Regions from separate parts of the Homo sapiens genome. Here region 1 is linked to region 2. Evidence: chromatin contacts called from ENCODE Hi-C or POLR2A ChIA-PET data. All regions are on one chromosome and are shown on one strand. Each heading gives the region's core, a stretch centred on a gene start or an enhancer-like site at or near the end of the contact. The rest is flanking DNA. Distances are from core to core; before and after follow the strand shown.

Evidence for each region. Hi-C counts contacts between places; a loop is a spot of excess contacts on that map. ChIA-PET counts read pairs that join two places held with the same protein, here RNA polymerase II (POLR2A). Pooled maps may share reads with other maps.
Region 1: a map of PC-9 shows a loop between it and region 2 (11-fold over the local background). The contact joins two enhancer-like sites. A Hi-C loop is called at or near these places in 3 of 168 maps with a recorded cell type or tissue (PC-3, PC-9 and mammary epithelial cell) and 3 of 50 pooled maps. POLR2A ChIA-PET finds 5 or more read pairs at or near these places in 2 of 52 experiments (MCF 10A and PC-3).

Annotation. Positions count from the first base shown.
Region 1 is chr14:54,250,015-54,253,706 of GRCh38, forward strand. No RefSeq gene overlaps it. Among named protein-coding and RNA genes, the nearest start is that of CDKN3, 150 kb to the right of the region's middle. RefSeq lists an enhancer at 1,566-2,765. Within about 2 kb of position 2,442, at least 5 of the 41 ENCODE cell types and tissues checked have a DNase peak (open chromatin) inside an H3K27ac peak, as active enhancers do; they include PC-3, PC-9 and mammary epithelial cell, where a contact is called at or near this core.
Region 2 is chr14:54,104,424-54,107,826 of GRCh38, forward strand. All of the region lies in intron 4 of LOC105370507 (a long non-coding RNA gene), which reads right to left. Among named protein-coding and RNA genes, the nearest start is that of BMP4, 150 kb to the left of the region's middle. Within about 2 kb of position 1,673, at least 7 of the 41 ENCODE cell types and tissues checked have a DNase peak (open chromatin) inside an H3K27ac peak, as active enhancers do; they include PC-3, PC-9 and mammary epithelial cell, where a contact is called at or near this core.

The DNA.
Region 1 (3,692 bases), core at 1,192-3,691, 150 kb after region 2:
CAAAATAATTCCCCAATGTTATATAAATGGCAAACTGTGGCTTGGCATACACAGATTCAAACACTCTATCTCTGAAACAGACAGAGGTGAGGACCATGTGTTCTGATAAATTGTGTTACAGGGCTAGAAAGAAGGCCTATATGTCACAGATAGGGGTGAAGAGTTTTAATAAAATATCTAGTTTCTTAAACTATGAGAGTGAACAATGCAGTATTTCTAAATTAAAAACATTTTATATTGAAGACAATTTTGAATATTTGCAACTACATTGATAAACTCAGTATATAATTAGTCAAGTGACTAATCCATATCCCTAAAAGTTAACATAACCACTTTATTTTTTAAAAGGTATTTTTATTAAGAAGGTAAAAGATTCCTGTATATTCAGGGTCTCTCTAAGCCCCAGTAATATTATAGACACTCCACTGTATTATGAGCAACCATCAAGGCCTGCTTTGAAAGAGTTTTTTCTAATCCACAAGATTTCTAGAACTTTCAAGGAGGCTACACCTCTCTCGGTACTTGTCAGAGTCCGCTCCCCAAATGAGTAGCCTACTTTCCTTAATTTAATGAGCTCTGTGCAGGAAGAAAGCTGTTTAAAAAAAATGTACTTACACATGTAAGAAAATGGTGGATGATACAGAGCCATACATTGTTCTTTTTTCCAGTGTCCACAGCTTGTGAGTGAGATCTTGTCCCTCAGTTAATGGTTCAGTATTCAGAATATTCTTTTTCTTGAGTTTTGGATACCACTCTGTGAGCTAGGAGCCATTTATCATATAATATTCTCTTTACTCTACAGGACTCTTCCCTGTCTATCAGCCCCCTCCACCATACCCCTTCTCTTGGCTCCATGCTTGGGGAGCCGAGAGAGGCCAGTTATCAGCACGACGTAATTGCCAACTGCTGAGTCCATTAGGAAGGGCAGGCGAGAAATCTCTCATTAACTAAAGCATAAACTTTCTTCTTATCTACAGGATTCTTATCTAAGTTCAGGCTATTGTGCCACAAATAGAACCCACAGGCCAGATATAAATATTAATGTTTGTGTTAAAAGTCCTTCAAATATGGCTGGTACTATCTCTAAAGACCTACACATATGATATAATTTACTTCCTCATCAAACAAAATTCTTGGCTGTGACTTCATCAGGAATGGAAGAAAAACAAAGGGAGGCCTGGGCAGCCCCCTCTGCCTTATACCAGCTCATTTTGGGTACAGTATCTTCCAAAATGGATTTGGATTTGGAGATCCAATTATACTGAGCATTTTTTTTCCTTCTTATTACAGACATAGACAACTGAAATTCACATAAGTGATGCTGGCTGGCAGAAGAAAGTTCAGAATCCCTCATCCCTTTCTTCTCTCTGCCAGGCTCACACACCCCGTCAAAGGAGAAAGCACAATTTTGCTGACCCTTTCAGGGACAAGTTGCCCTGGAACAAGTGAGCAAGCCAACTCTTGAGAATACTCTGGAAAAGCAAACAGTGGATTATCTTGGATGTGTCAGTCCCGTAGGCAGGTTTTCCCACTTAACGCTGGCACTCTTTTCTGCTTTGGGATTGCCAGACATGACTCCACCAGCAGGCACCCCACTCCCAGTCCCAGCTGTGTCCATTCCTCGTTCCAGAAGACACATACACATCTCAACTAGACAGTTATTTTAAATAGTCTACTCATAACTATGATTTTCAAGAATGTTGCAGCTGGAAAGTGAGGGGAAAAGGGCTTACAGATTATCCAGTCCAGAGGCTACAAATTCAAATTCTTAATGGGGTCAGAGAGGTACTGGAAAGGAGTGAAGCAAGCCATATATGAGACAATATGGAAAGGTGAGGACTGTGGCAAACCACCTAAAAATGGTCCCTCTGATTAGAATCAAACATTCCCATTTCAACAAAGAAACTAAGTCCCAAAGAAGTAAAGTAATCTGTCAGGATGAAAATTCAGTTTAGCTCATTTTCCACTAAACAGGTTATGCCTAGGCAAGAAGGGGAGAGTACAACGTTCTCCAAATCTGGTCTGGGGGTACATAAACCTTTGTTTTAGACTATTAAAAATGCCATCCTCCCAGGTATGTACCCTCCCAGTTTTACTCCACCCCATGGGCTGTGGTCAAGACCACATTCATTCTCAGGAATGTTCTGTCTGGGGAGAATTGCCGGGATATGATCTGTGGTCAGTGAGAAAGCCCTTTTGATCCCAGCCACAAGAATGCAGCTGAGCTCTGAATCCCTCTCTCCATAAATCAGAGTCCTCTTAGGAATGGCTGGGTGTGGCTCCCCACACAGGTGCTTGGTCACTTCAGCAATCCTAAGGGGGCACTCCTTCACTTTGAAAGTCTTCTAGGAGCTGCTGGAATCAAAATGGTAAATCCAGAAGACTCTGTGTTCACAGACAAATTCTTCCCGACTTTCTGGGCATCTGTTTTGTTCATTCCTAGCACCCAGGTGTGAGTGCCTGTCTGCCTTGCTTCTGTTTGCTATTTTGTGTCTCACCTTCAACCCAGAATCTGACTCAGCTTGGGAACACTAGCCAAAGAGTCTTATGTGTACACTGCTTTTAATGTGTCCAAGGATGCAGAAGGAAGCAGCTATTCAAATAGTTTAAGAAGTCTGAATACTGCTGTAGCCTCAGATCCTGGGTCCAAAGAGCTGACTGAAGACTGGCTGGAAAATTTGGAATCTTCTCTCCAGGGGATGCCCATGTGCCTCTGGGAGGGGAGCTCTTCCCTTAGCCAGCAATGAACTTCCTGAACAGACCAGCCATGAGATCAGCATGATACACCTGCCAGGAGGACTTAAGGCCAGGTCCACTTATGAAGACTCAGATGTTCATGGTAGCTATGATGTTTTGCAATGGGCCAGTCATGCCCTGGGAGTCTCAAGAGTGCATCTTAATTTCTACATTCATGAAGATATAATAATAGGAACATTTACTAAATACTCAATGGGTTCTAGGTACCCTGATAAGTACTTTACAGAGACTACCTCATTTAATTCTCACATCAGCCCTATGAAGTTAGTTACCACTATTGCAATCTCTGTTATATGGTTGTAGAAATTGAGGTTTCAAAACATTAAGTTAATTTGCCCTAATTCACCAAACTAACAAATAGTGAAGCCAATGTTAAAATATACCTATTCGGATTCCAGGGAACCATTAACTGGAAAAACATATTTCTAGTAAGAAATCTCACCAGGTAGGTAATGTCTTTGTAATATGCCTGAGCAGTAGTCAGATACTGAGGCAAAGACTCTATCAGAAACTGGGGATGTGAGAGGGCCTCCAGATCACAAACAAAGAGTGGGATCAGGGATAGGTCACAAGTTCCACCATGACTCAAGCCTCAGATCTATGCATACCTCATAGGTAAGTAAGGAGATTTAGGCAGCCTCCCTGTGCTGGCTACAGAGTATATGGGTGCTGCAGGTGAAGGCCACCCCCACCTGGGACCAGCCTCAAAGGGGATCAAGCCTGGCAGTCTTGGAAAGTTGGTCTTGGGAAGGCTACAGGGCAACCTGCAATACACACTGAACACCCTTTTGCACTGGTAGAAAAATCTGTCTACTCCTTCCTGGTAGATGGGAAGACCGCCTTCCAGGGGTTTCCTCGAGGCCAGAGGAGATCTGAGCACATGTCACAGGTCACAGCAGGCAAGAACAACAGTGAGGCTGCTGCTCACCCAGCCT
Region 2 (3,403 bases), core at 423-2,922:
CATTTCCTCAATGTCAGGGCATCGATAGTAACATTCTGCATTAAGAAGCAGGTCTATGGGAAAGTTAGTGGAACCAGACTCTTTACCTGTAGTGGGCAGGGGCCAAGAGAAACAAAACTGGCATCATTTTCAGGGTTGGGAAATCTAACCTGACCACACAAATAATTAAGCTGAAAGGCCACTTCATGCTCCCCCAATAAACCCAGATGTTGCACTTCACTTTAGGTAAACGTTATTTTTAGAGACATAAGAATTCAGCATCCAAAATTTATCACCCATCTGAGTGGGAGACACAGAACACAGAACAGATTTATATGTTTAGGGGGTAGGAATGGGGTTTAAGCTCAATAAAATCTTAACTGTGCTTTACTTTTTAATTTAACTTTCAAACATTTCTTTCCTGTTTTGTGACTGAGAATCTCGTACATGTCACCCTTTCAGTGAAGTATCACAGGAAAGACATTTTTGTGGTGTTTAATGGAAATAATTTTTCTTGTGGTATTGCTCTGATACCCTGGGAAACTGGCTCCCAGAGATAAATTAGACTAAAAGCCATCTAGTGCTAATTTATTAAGCAGTCAATGGTTTAAAACAACTTTCTCTGTTTCAGCTCACTGGAGATCTGTTACCGGCTCTTGAGAAGACAGCAAAGAGCCAAAGACTGATAAATTTCATAGATTATCCTGACACAGACAAAGTGAAGTGTTGGCATAGAAGGGTTTTGTAGCTGGGAAGGGGTAGTACACACTGTGGGTATGTCTATGCATGTGTACTTTACACACCTCCAACATTCAAACTTCAGTCTTCCACACTGGACCTCCCATAATAGTAGTTGAATATGCTGAAGAAACAAAAATTCTCTCTCAGGAACAAGTCTCTATAAAGAAATATCTCCTAAATTTTCTCCTACTAGAGTGTACCACAGATCAGAAAAGTTCCATCTGTAACGGAAAATATTCATGATCTTCCCCAGGGTTCTAAAGACCTCATTTTTCTACAGATGCCCTATGACAATGGTTCTTAGCCTTGGTTTCAAATTAAAATCACCAGGGAGCTGATGTCTGGGCCCTACCCTTAGAGATTCTGATGACTTTGGTCTGAGGTATGGCCTAAACTTTGAAAGTTTTAAATCCAGGTGATTCTAATGCAGTAAAGCTCAAGAACCACAGCCCTATAAGATACTGTCAGAGATTCAGGTCTATCCCACATCCGTGACTACCAGGTGACTAAGCTGTTACTATGTATCCCTTTTTTTTTCTGAAAATTCAGATCATGGTCACTGACCAGAAACACAGGGACATCAGAAATAAAGGACCAACAGTAAAATGTTTTGCGTAGCTGCTCAACTCCAAATGCTATTCTATGTGAAGGAGACTGGATGATTGAACCTGTGGAGGAAAACGCAGCTAGAATAAAGTATTGAGAAGAGGGAAAATGACTTGCTGTTCGTTTAAATTGAATTTTTTTTCAAAGGCAATATGCCACTGACCCTCTCTTCAAAGACAGAGAAGCTCCTGAGCAGAAGGCAATACTACCTTTTATGACCAGAACTAATAATTACCCTCTACATCTTAAGATGCATAAGAATCACCTGTAGAGCTCATTAAATATGCAACTGCCTAGGTCCCACCCCGGGGAGATCCTGACTCAGTAGAGCTGGAGTGGGGCCCAGGAATCTGATGTTTTCAAAGCTCCCCAGGTGATTCTGATTGAGGTGCGCTGTGCCCCACCTTTGAGAAACACTGAGTCATTCTATCTCCAGGCAACCTCATGAATGGTTCTTTTGCACAAACTGAATTGCTCTTCTTTGGTAAAATATATTATCAAAGTCAAGGAAAAACAGGGATTGTGTCTTTAGTGAAATACACTGCAAAATATTTTTTGGAAGGCATTTAACTAAAATTTATATTGAGAAATCTTCAGTCCTTTTTGGGTATCCAAGTGCCTCAGCATTTCCTCAAATTACCTACAGAGAAGAATGAAGATGAATTTCTACCCACATACAACTCTACCCACAAATTACAGCCAATATAGTTCTTGGGAATAATGAGGGATTTTTCAAAATCAAAATCCCTTCATGCTTTGAGGGATCACAAACACTGATGAGGAAAATACAACCATGAAAACAAGCACACATGCTTTATTCAAGGAATTTGGGAAAGGGAATGGATATATTCCTCCATGCTAGAAGTTACTCCCTTTTCATGATTAATATGGAAAAGCTGTCCATATTTATGTTGATTTTTTAAGGTGACACATTTTCATTATGGCAGTTTTACCCACTTAGCATCAAAGATAATGGAAAGAAACAAAATGTCATTTCCAGTTTGGGATGGAAATGTAATAACTGGAACTTACCCAGTCTCTCCTTCCAATTCAATGTGTGTGTGTTATCAGAGTAGAGCTGTACATCTGCAAGATGCAGCTATAATTATTTGGCACAAAACTTTGGAATCCATAGCTTGTGAACCTAAAATTTACTCAGAATTTATAATTCTACTGTAAATAGGGAAATGTGTATGCGTTGAGTGTGTGTGTTTGTGTGTGTGTGTATGTGTGTGTGCGTGTGTATGTGTGTGTGTTTGAGTGTGTGTGTGTGTGTGTGTGTGTGATGGGGGCAGAGATGGATATTCCTCACTTCTTTGTGTTTTTCACTCAAAATTGCCCCGGTACTCTAAAGCTCTCCAGCCTTGAACATTGTTCCCGTGCTGTGCCCACGTTCCATTGGCACAGGCACGGAATGGTATGCTTGGAATGTCTCCACCCTCCAAAATATTTTTGGATCAAGCTTATCCCTTTTCCCTGAAAAACCTCTGTTGTACAGCATTTGCTTCACTGACTTTTATATTTTTGAATGTGGACCAAATCATGAAAACTCCAGGGCCCCAGTCAACTGTTAAAAGTTCTGTTAACCCTCTGACATCAACAGAATTCTCACTGAAGGAGAGCAAACATGGAGTTCTCTGCTTGGAGTCTAGTCTCTTGTGTCATATTTACCTGCAGGCTCATTTCTAAATGCTCTTGAATTTAGACTTCAGCTTAGAGAAGCTAATTACCATCCAATTTATGTGAAAATAAATGACTTTCTTTTGTAGTTTCCTCTAGATGGGCTTGTTTTTCCTAGTGCGAACTGACAATCTCAGTCAAAGACTGGAGCCTCAGAGGGACTTGCAGGGGAGACTGCGTTTCCTCTAAGTCAAATTAGTGGGGATGTTTTCACTTGTATCCCTATGAAGTCAGTCAATAAATAATAATGTTTATAACAGTAATAGCACTATTAAAGTGTTATTATATGTGCCAGGTACTGGGATAAAATTGTCACATACAGTATCTCATTTAATTTCCATAATAATCATAGGAGATGGCATCCCTATTTTACTTTATTATTTATTTATTTGTATTT